Linked DNA regions of Homo sapiens: region 1 is linked to region 2. Evidence: chromatin contacts called from ENCODE Hi-C or POLR2A ChIA-PET data. All regions are on one chromosome and are shown on one strand. The core of a region is the stretch at or near the end of the contact, and the rest is flanking DNA. Distances in the headings are between cores, read along the strand shown.

Evidence for each region. Hi-C counts contacts between places; a loop is a spot of excess contacts on that map. ChIA-PET counts read pairs that join two places held with the same protein, here RNA polymerase II (POLR2A). Pooled maps may share reads with other maps.
Region 1: a pooled map shows a loop between it and region 2 (2.4-fold over the local background). The contact joins the promoter of CLCF1 here to the enhancer-like site in region 2. A Hi-C loop is called at or near these places in 6 of 50 pooled maps. POLR2A ChIA-PET finds 5 or more read pairs at or near these places in 4 of 52 experiments (A549, H1, PC-9 and 1 more).

What each region holds. Positions count from the first base shown.
Region 1 is chr11:67,372,112-67,377,253 of GRCh38, forward strand. It overlaps CLCF1 (cardiotrophin like cytokine factor 1), which reads right to left and starts at 1,487. Exons shown (of 3, transcript NM_013246.3): 1 at 1,413-1,487. The coding sequence starts at 1,428. The region is part of intron 2 of LOC100130987 (a long non-coding RNA gene); the gene reads left to right. RefSeq lists silencers at 876-1,215, 1,776-1,825.
Region 2 is chr11:67,165,145-67,170,775 of GRCh38, forward strand. The region is part of intron 2 of KDM2A (lysine demethylase 2A); the gene reads left to right. Among named protein-coding and RNA genes, the nearest start is that of KDM2A, 49 kb to the left of the region's middle. Within about 2 kb of position 3,932, at least 6 of the 41 ENCODE cell types and tissues checked have a DNase peak (open chromatin) inside an H3K27ac peak, as active enhancers do; they include PC-9, where a contact is called at or near this core.

The DNA of each region.
Region 1 (5,142 bases), core at 237-2,736, 200 kb after region 2:
GAGGTCAGTCGGGGTCAGTGAAAGCACAGAGGTGTCCCTGGGTTAGGGTCAGAGAAGGAGGACCCAGTAGAGCAGCGTGCCCAGTGCCCCCCACCCCTAGCCTCTCTCCAAGGCTTAGCCTCCACCCGCCCGTCTCCCCTCCTCTCCTGGTAGCCCCTCACACCCCGGGGGGAGGGCCAGGCTGGGAGCTGGGGGAACAGGGGTCCTCTGGGATTGGGAGGGTCTGTGGGGAGGGCTCCAGAAGCCCAGCACGGAGTTGTGGAAAGGAAGGCGGGTGGGGAGAGCAAGCATGAGGGGACCTCTGGCGAGCCCCGGGGACTCTTTCGAAGGTTTCCTTCGAGGGGCTCGGCCGGGAAGCTGCACGGCGGCGGTTGCCAGCTGGCCCTCCCTGCTGGCGGTGACCTCTCGCTCTGGGACCCCTCCCGGCGCTGCGCCTTCCCCCTGTGTGGCCTCGGCGCCCCCGGCCCCGCCCCCTCCCGCTCCCGCCCGGTCGCTCCTTCCCCGCGGCGGGGGCGGGGGCGGGGGCGGGGGCGGGGTCCGGGGCACCGGGCTCCGGGCTCTGCCCGGCGCTGCCCTTTCCCGCGCGTCAACTCCCCTCCTGCCCGGGCTGAGCGGCTGCTCCCGCCGCTCCCTGGCCAGTGACAGACTTTTTCCTGCCGGGTCCGGCCCGGCTGCGCCAGCCCCCCGCCAAACAATAATCACTCCCAGGCCACGGTGGCCCGGGGGACTCGCGGCCGCCGCCCGCCGCCCCTACCTGCCGCCGGCTCCCCGGCCGTGGGCACCATGGAGGGTTCCGGCCGCGCGGCGCGTAGCTAGGAAGCCGCGAGTCCCGCGGCGCGGCTCGGCCCGTCCGGCCCGGCCCAGCCAGGCTCGGCGCTGCCCTCCGCCCTCCTCTCCGCCGCCCGCCCTTCCTCCCGCCCGCCCTCCTACCCCTCCCGGCGGGCCGGGGAGGGAGAGCGGCGCGGCCCGAGGTGTCGGCCTCCCCTCGCCTCCCGCCGCCCGGCCTCGGGCTCCCCCGGCCTCCCTCCCTCTTCCTCTCCCAGCCCCTCCTCCCACCCGCAGCCTCGCTCCCCGCCTCGGACTCTCTGGCCCCGACTGGTGCGCGGGGCTCTGGGGCTGCGGCTCCTACGGCCCGCCTCGCTGGGGCTCCAGGTTGCCGCCTCCCCAGGTCTGCGATCGTCCGGGCTCCCCGCCGCTCCCGGCCACCTCCTGGCCCCGCCGTGCGGACTCCAGGAATGCCGCGTCCCCGCCCGGCCCCTCTCGAGGGCGCCCAGCCGTGCCTCCCCCGGCCCGAGCCCAGCTCCCTGGCCCGGCCCCGGCGCGGGGCTCCCGGGGGTCAGGGCAGGACGGGAACCGGATCTCGTGGCTGCTTGGCGGGGCGGGGGTCGGGGCCTCGGCCGCCTGGCTCCTACCTGCTCGGAGGTCCATGGGGCTGGGGCCGGGCCGGCCGGGTGCGGCTCCTCTCCCGGAGGCTGGCGGAGTGGGAGGGCGAGCCGCGGCTCCGGCGAAGCTTTAATAATCCCATCCGCCAGGCCCACTCGCAGGTTTTTTTCGCTCGGTTTCGGATTTTTTTTTTTTTTCGGTGTGGGACATTCTGCAAACTTTTTTTTTTTTTTTCTGACGTGTAAAGCTGTAACCACAAATTGTAGCGGCCCTCCCCGGGGTGGGGGTAGGAGGGGGGAGGAGGGAAGGGAGGGCTTCTGGGGCTCCCTCTCCCTCCCACAGCACCGAGGGGGGGTGAGGTGAGGCGAGGCTGTGGCGGTACCACCCTGGGCCTCCTGGGGGAGGGGGCGGGGAGGCCATCAGTCCGTCTGAGGACTCCCAGGAGCCGGGGGACAGCGCCGGCTTCGGGTGGGCTTCTCCCCAGGCGTTGGCCTGGGACACCGCCCCCTGCCCCCTGTCCCCTGCCGATGCGGGGTCCCTGATCCAACCTACCTCTGCCTGTGCGAGGTCCCTGCTCCCACCCTACCTCTGCCTCCTCATCTCTAACCTTCCCTCCTCCTCCCCCTTGAGTAAATGCAATGACACATTCTCCCAAATGCCAGCGAGCTGGCCTGGGAGCAAGTGATGGTGTTTTTCCTGCTGCCCTTTGTCTGGGCTGACCGCCCCCCCTGCCTATTGTCCCGCCGCTTGTCCCATTTCCAAAAGCTAGAGCTAAGCGAGGCGCTGGGGCTGGGGCAGGTGACTAACCAGCTCACAATGCCCCCTGCGGGGGAGGAAGAGGGCACTGCAGGCCCACTGCCCGGCCCAGAGGCGAGAAGAGGCCACTTGGCGGGACTTTTTCCCTCAAGTTCACAAGGTTCTTCATTCTTCCTCCAGTGACCAGGGAGAATGTACATGGGTGGGGGATTTGTAATTCATTAATCAGCACGAGGCAACGGACCAGTTTCAACACCACAGGCTTCTTGGGTGACTCAGCGGGAATGCTCCGATTCAAGGCGATGGACCGCCCGAGCGTCCCCATTTGTGAAATGTTTCCCCATGAAGACCCTGGCATTCTCCTTCCTTTGGGGTTTCGGGTTGTTGGTTTTTCCGGTGGTGAGGTGGGGGTGGCTTAGCGGTGAGGGCTCCCCCTCCTTCCCGCAGGCCTGGGTTGGGATTTGCTGGGCAGGATACCTGGGGGTATGCCTGGACCCTCCCAGAGGGGGTCCCCTCCTCCCTCTCCAAGGGCTGCCGGGGAGAACACGCTCAGAGGAGGCAGCTCTAACCCAGGGCTGGGGACTGCCCTGCTTCATGATTTTCCTGGGGGAGAGTCATGTGGTCCCCAAGGCTTGGGTGCCCTATAGCCACACCACCAATTAAATCACTGGGTAATAAGTTGCTTTTGTTGTTGTTTATTTATTGTTTCAAAGTGGGAGAGGCCAGTGGTGGGCCAGACCTGGAAGGTGATGCCTCTCCCTGGAGTGGCATCAGAGATTTGTCTCCCACTCCTTCCTGGTGCCCCTGGAATGGGAGGGCACTCTGCCAGTCCAGCCCCAGCGCCTCCAACCTGTGGCCTGGGCAGGCATCCTGATCATGGCCAGTGCTGGGTCCCAGGGCAGCTCTTCCCTTCTCTGTACCGCGAGCACTGAGGTGGGGGGGTGGGGGGGGTGGGGAAGAAGTTTGTTTTCAATTACCTCACTGGAGTGGGACAGACTTTGTTGTTGGGTTGGTTTTTTTTTTTCTCTCTCTCTCTGTCCTTTCTTCCTTTTTTTTTTCCTAAACAAGGAGAAAAAGGGCTGGGAAAGGAGAGCTGGCTTGGGGTGGGGGGCAGGGGACTTTGAGGGACCTCAGTAGCAGCTCTGATGAAAACTGCCTGGAGGGACCCTTGTGAAAAGTGCTCAGGGCCTACCTCTGCCCCCCCCACCGCCCCCGCACCTCCTCCCTGCCCCCACCAGCCAGGACTCTGGAGTTTCAGTGACATTCCTGATGGATGAACCCAGTGATTTCTTGATGCCCATGCCAAGGTCAAGAAGGCAGATGCCCATGGGTGCATGGCACGGAGGCCAGCCAGGAGGTCCCCCTAGCTGCTACCCTTTCAGAGGGAGGGGGCCAAGAAGGAGGGGAGAGGGAGAAGGGGAGCCGCTTCAGCCTCTCCCTCCGCCTCGAAGCCGCTCCTTGTGGAGTCTGCACAATGTGGTTTGGATTTGGCTGAGCCCCTCAGCACCTTATAAAGCACCTTGCTGAGTCAGGGAGAAAGCAGCCCCAGTGTCGGGGGAGCGGAGGGGAGGGGGCGCTGAAGAAAGGGGCGGGGGCGAGAGAAGAGGGGTGAGACCAGAGAAGGGGCAAGACTGGGAAGGAAAGAGGAGACACAAAGAGGCAAATGGGTGGGAGTGAGAAAGAGGGGAGGAGGGAGCTGGGAGGAAGAGGGGGAAGCAGCGGATGCGGGGAGAGGAAGACACTGAAGCAGAAGGTGGGAGTGGACAACGCCATCCCCAGCACACATCCACCTGGGGCAGCCAGAAAGCACTGGTTTGCAGGAACTGAGGGCTGCAGCTCTGAAACAGGGACCCAGGCCAGGTGGGTACAGGGACAATTGGCTTTACACACAGCCCCCCAGTCCCCAGTTTGTCTTTGAATCTTAATGTAGTGACCCCGAAAGCTGGGAAAGTTGTGTTCTCCCTCTGCCTCTTGGACTTGCCTCCCTGCCCTCTCCCCTCACCTAGTGGGGGCCAAGCCTCTCCCCTCCCCTCCCCCACCTTCCACACTGCCAAAGGGAAAAGCAGCTCCATCTCCAAGCTGCCAGTGCCCCTCTGCCATGCCTGGGCAAAGGCAGCAGGCTGGGAGTTGCCAGTTGGGTTGGGTCGGGGGCTGGAATAAAGACTGTGCCTTTATCCTGCCAAGTCCCTAAATGGGGGTAGCTGCTGGGGTTTGGGGAAGAAGGAAGAGAGGAAAGACGGAGCAGGAGTAGCCCCTCCAAGATTTCCGTGGGATGGGGCAGGACAGGTGGCTGCCCTCTGATTTCCAGCTGGAAATCAGGACCTTGGGAAAGTTCCTGCTCCCCTGTGGCTCTCAAAAAGAATCTTGTTAGGGGCCCTTCCAGTGCTAACAATCTGGGGTTGCTGGTGGGAGGGCACAGCTTAGAGGAGACGCCAGTCCCCCCAGCTCCAGACAAGCATGGGAAAGAGAAGCGCTCCGTCTGCTCCAGGGGTACATTGTGCAGGCACTTTCTCAGTCTCTGCCAGGTCCTGTTAAGGACAGAGAGAAGGCAAGGAAAACCCATCCCTGCTTTTAGGAATGTCACAGTTGGGGCTTACATCTGTAATCCCAGCGCTTTGGGAAGCCCAGGCAGGAAGATTCCTTGAGGAATTTGAGACCAACCTGGGCAACATAGAGACCCCATCTCTACCAAAAATTTAAAAATTAGCCCAGCATGGTGGCGCATGCCTATAGTCCCAGCTAATCAGGTGGCTGAGGCTGAAGGATTGCTTGAGCCCAGGAGTTTGAGGCCGCAGTGAGCTATGACCACTACACATGGTCTTTGTTTCCTGGGGCAACAGAGCAAGACCCTCTCTCAAAAGAAAAGAATTCCACAGTCTAGGGACACTCATTAAACTGTCTGACATCAGCCATAGGTGGCAGTGGGTACATTTAGGGCCAAGGAGGATGGTGGGAGGAGAACTTCCTGGAGGAGGTAGAGCTTTGGGGTAGAAATGTGGATGG
Region 2 (5,631 bases), core at 2,682-5,181:
GACTTTCACTCTTGTTACCCAGGCTGGAGTGCAGTGGCGCGATCTTGGCTCACCGCATCCTCCACCTTCTGGGTTCAAGCAGTTGTCCTGCCTCAGCCTTCCTGAGTAGCTGGGATTACAGGCATGCGCCGCCACACCTGGCTAATTTTGTATTTTTAGTAGAGACGAGGTTTCTCCATGCTGGTCAGGCTGGTCTTGAACTCCTGACCTCAGATGATCTGCCCACCTCAGCCTCCCAAAGTGCTGGGATTACAGGTGTGAGCCACCGCACCCAGCTTAGAATACCAACTCTTGATCTTATGCCAGTTCCTTCTAAAGCTTCTACTCCTAGATGTGAAATTTCATAAATCTTAAGTTTGACAGTTTGAAATAGAGGTCATTTGTTGATTAAGAGACTGACCTTTGTCTATGAATCAAAACATTAATCACAGCTCCAGAGAGAAGGATCATGTAGGAAAGCTTCCTGATGAGAGGAATGTAGCAAAGCTGGAAAATAGGTGCATTTATAGACTATCTTCTGGTTTCAAGTGACTGCTTGCTATCTCCCTTAATTCACTTAAAGACTTAGGAGAAACAGCATGTGTGACAAATTTCATGGTTTTTATCATTAACCAAGCAAAGATCTAGAGTTAGTGTTTTTTAAGACAAGCTGTTCTTTCAGGTTTATAGTAACCTTTCTTGACTGGCAAAAAGAAAGGTCACTCTTACTTCCCCTTTAGATTTACGGTCAACTTTTAGGGGTTTTTTCTTTTTCCATAACTTCTTATTTGTATAATACTTTCATTAATCCTTATATTCTAGGAACTAAATTGGCATGACCAGTACCATGTATTATACTGATGACTTAACAGTTGCATCAATTATAAAAGGTGGTGAAGAAACTAGGCATTATCTTTGTTTCCCTTTTCTGTGTTTGTTGATACAGAAATCAGGCAGTAAACAGAAGTATTCAGGGAGTATTTGTATTTCAGTAGGTGTTTCACTGGCTAATGAAAATCAAGTTAAAAAATTGGTTGACTTTCAGGAGAAACAATATTTCTCTTTTTTTTTTTTTTTTTTTGAGACAGTCTCACTCTATCGCCTAGGCTGGAGTGCAGTGGTGTGATCTCGGCTCACTGTAATCTCTCCCTCCTGGGTTCAAGTGATTCTCGTGCCTCAGCCTCCCAAGTAGCTGGGACTATAGGCACATGCCATCATGCCCGGCTAATTTTCACATTTTTTAGTAGAGACAGGATTTTGTCAGGTTGGCCAGGCTGGTCTCGAACTCCTGACCTCAAGTGATCCGCCCGCCTTGGCCTCCTAAAGTGTTAGGATTACAGGAGTGAGCCACGGTGCCTGGCTGAGAAACTGAATATTTCTGAGTTATATTATTGTTTCCAATAGTAGTATTTGTGTATGAGGGTGGAGTGGGGGTGCTTTAAAGATTACTTCTTGCCCGGCATGGTGGCATAAGACCTGTAGTCCCAGTAACTTGAGAGGCTGAGGCAGGAGGATCTCTTGAAGCAAGGAGTTCTGGGCTGTAATGCAGTATACAGATCAGGTATCTGTACTAAGTTTGGCATCAATATGGTGACCTCCCAGCAACTGGGGACCAAGAAGGGAGTACACTGGTTCAGGTTGGAAACTGAGCAGGTCAAAACTCCTGTGCTGGGCTGAGCGTGGTGGGTCATGTCTGTAACTCCAGCAATTTGGAAGGCCAAGGCGGGCGGATCACTTGAGGTCAGGAGTTTGAGACCAGCCTGGCCAACGTGGCGAGACCTCGTCTCTACTAAAAATACAACAAATTAGCCAGGCGTGGTGGTGCACGCCTGTAATCCCAGCTATTCAGGAGGCTGAGGCAGGAGAATCACTTGAACCTGGGAGACGGAGGTTGCAGTGAATTGAGATCATACCATTGCACTCCAGCCTAGGCGACAGAGCGAGACTCTGCCTCAAAAAAAAATTAAAAAGTTTAATATTGCGAGTTACTGCTTTTGTTAGCACCCAAGGAGACAAATATATGCATATTCTAGTAAAACCTTTGGAAAAACCAAGAATGTGCCTTAGATATAACATCTAAACTCAGATTGCTTCTCTTCAAGATGATGTTGAGATGCCTTATCCTCATCTTGAATTGATAGCCACATTTTGTTGTTGTTGTTGCAGAGTTGTGATGATATCATAGTTAAATGTGCAGCAAGCACACTGAACAGTTGATTATACCTGATGGTATGCAGGAAGGCAGGCAACAGTGATGGGAGAGATCTAGCACTTTTAACTCATTTCTTGACCAATTAGTTTTGTGGAGGGCTTGTTTGTGGTCAGGGTAAGTGTATCCCGACTCTTTTAGGATCATTCTGTATATAAGTAGCTATTTGACACTAGTTCTTGGGGGAACTTTTTAGGGAATAGTTTACTTTTGTATATTCATCTTCTCTTGAACATTCTGCCTTCACAGCTATCTTTTTTTTTTTCCTTAAAGGTCCTACTGACTAAATATTTTTTTTTAATCAAGAGACTTAGGTACGCATAAGCTTCCTGCTAAATTCTGTAGACACCTTCTATTTATGGGTTACATTATCTGGTTGTTGGAATTATTGTGATCTAACATTTTTCATGTATGGAAACTGTTCTATGTACTGTTGATCTCTGTAGAATTTGATCTTTTCCAGAATGTATTTGAAGGCTGACCTTTCAGTAAAAGAAATGCAAGCTTTTCAGCCATGTTAATTTATCACTGCATCTTCTTTGTAATATATATGGCAGTTATGTTAAAAGTAAACATGTGTTTTTCCTTATTCTCTGTGCTCAGGCCATTTATCATTTAGGGACAAAAAGTTTTATATAGATCAAAAGATAAAAACTTGGGCCTAAGGCTTAGTCATTGTAAGGCAGTGATTCCGACTCTTTTTATACTTCCTTAGGGCATTTTAATTAAAATCCATCATGAGATATGAAATTATCAAACTTTGTATAACCTTTTATTTTAGAAGAAAGTTTTATATATATCTTATTAATAAGGAGATACTGATAAATCTAGTAAGTGAAGAGAAACCCCCTAAAATTTGAAGAGATCACTGCTATAGAGGAGCAACACAGTCTGTATCTATGGTCTTTGGAACTTGGTAGATGTCCAGTGAAGTTATGCTGAATGAATCAGCATTTTTCTTATGTGGCTTCTTAGGTGGAGCTTCCCCCAAACCCTCTGTGTTAGTTGTTCTTCCTACTGGGCTTCAATAACATTTGTATCTACCTGTCTTAATACATAGCACATTAAATTGTAATTCTATAATTTATTTACATATTTGTTGCCCCCTAGTGGCCAGCAATCTTCTTGAGTGCTAGGACTACATTTTAATTTTTGTATACAGAGTGTCTGGCTATTTTTTCTATATTCAGCATGGTCTTGTATGAATTATAATACACACACACACACACACACAGTCTTGTATGAATTATACACACACACACACACACACACACACACACACACACACACACACACACACACACACACACACACACACACACACACACACACGGTCGGGGGGATAGACAGCAATGTCCGTCTATCCACATATGGCCCAGTGTGTGACCTGGCAGCAGTGCTGGGTTTTCAAAAGGTTGCAAAGAAGAAAATGAAAGCAACAGCGTTTTAAAGTTCAGTTGATTTTTTGGATATGTATGCATTCATATGTTGTGGGAGAGCAGAGTGAAAGCCTGAGGTTGCTTTTTCCTTTAAAATGTATTTATTTATTCAAGTACATATTAAGGCTATGAAGTGGGGATTTGGTATATGTTGCAAAGATTCAGATTTAATCCATGTAGTTTTTTTTTTTTTTTTTTTTTTGAGATGGAGTCTCACTCTGTCGCACAGGCTGGAGTGTAGTGGTGTGATCTCAGCTCACTGCAACCTCTGCTGCCGGGGTTCAAGCGATTCTCTTGCCTCAGCCTCCTGAGTAGCTGGGATCACAGGCGCCTGCCACCGCGCCTGGCCAATTTTTGTATTTTTAGTAGAGATGGGGTTTCAACATCTTGGCCAGGCTGGCCTTGAACTCCTGACCTCGTAATCCACCTGCCTTGGCCTCCCAAAATGCTGGGATTACAGGCGTGAGCCACTGCACCCGGCCTAATCCATGTAGCTTTATATAACTTTACAAAACAATGCCCTAAATTTTTTTTTTTTAAATCGTATCACAGTGTGAGACATGAAAATCTAATAGTGACAAGATTGGTTTCTTTCTTTCTTTCTTTTTCTTTTTTTTTTTTTTTTGAGATGAAGTTTCGCTCCTGTTGCCCAGGCTGAAATGCAGTGGCACCATCTCGGCTCACTGCAACCTCTGCCTCCCAGGTTCAAGTGATTCTCGTGCCTCAGCCTCCTGAGTAGCTGGGATTACGGGCCTGAGCCACCATACCTGGCTAATTGTTTTTTGGTAGAGAAGGGTTTTCACCATGTTGGCCAGGCTGCTCTTGAACTCCTGACCTTAGGTGATCCTCCTGCCTCAGCCTCCCAAAGTGCTGAGATTATAGGCATGAGCCACTGCGCTCAGCCCATCACTTGGTTTCTTTTTTCTTTCTTTTTTCTTTTTTCTTCTCTCTCTCTCTCTCCTTCTCTCTCTCTCTCTCTCTCTCTCTCTTTTTTTTTTTTTTTTGAGACGGAGTCTCACTCTGTCACTCAGGCTAGAGTACAGTGGCGAGATCTCGGCTCACTGCAACCTCTGCCTCCTGGATTTAAGTGAGTCTCCTGCCTCAGCCTCCTGAGTAGCTGGGATTACAGGCACGTGCCACCATGGCAGGCTAATTTTTGTATTTTTAGTAGAGATGGGGTTTCACCATGCTGGCCAGGCTGGTCTCGAACTCCTGACCTCGTGATTTGCCCACCTCGGCCTCCCAGAGCGCTGTGATTACTGGCGTGAGTCACCATGCCTGGCCCACAGTTTCATCTTTTTAGAGGTCTATAATAAATTATAACTACAAATATAGGAAGTGAGAACACATTTTCATGGCATACACACAATAAATGTACCGAGTTCAAACACCTTGTGATAGAAAATGCTGATTAGAAATAGCAGTGTTTTCATTTCAGCCAGAATAGTTGAACAACCAGTAGTTTGTCAACGAAAAGCTAGAATTAGAAACCAGGAATGGTGGAATATTAGATAAACAATAATATAGCTAGAAATGTAGTGTCCCTTAACAAATATCAGAAATCTCTTACCCCAGGGAAGATCCTTTGCTAATCCTTTATCCTACCAAGCATGGGGTTTTTTTTTTTTCTTTCTTTCTTTTTTTTTTTTTTTTTTTTTTGAGATGGAGTCTCGCTCTGTCGCCCAGGCTGGAGTGCAGTGGCGCGATCTCAGCTCACTGCAAGCTCCGCCTCCTGGGTTCGCACCATTCTCCTGCCTGAGCCTCCCGAGTAGCTGGGACTGCAGGCACCTGCTACCACACCGGGCTAATATTTTTGTATTTTTAGTAGAAACGGGGTTTCACCATGTTAGCCAGGATGGTCTCGATCTCCTCACCCAGTGATCCGCCCGCCTCAGCCTCTGAAAGTGCTGGGATTACAGGTGTGAGCCACCGCACCTGGCCCAAGCATGGTTTTCTGACTAAAAGACATTCTTTGTTGCTGACTGGTCCCACCACTACACCTTC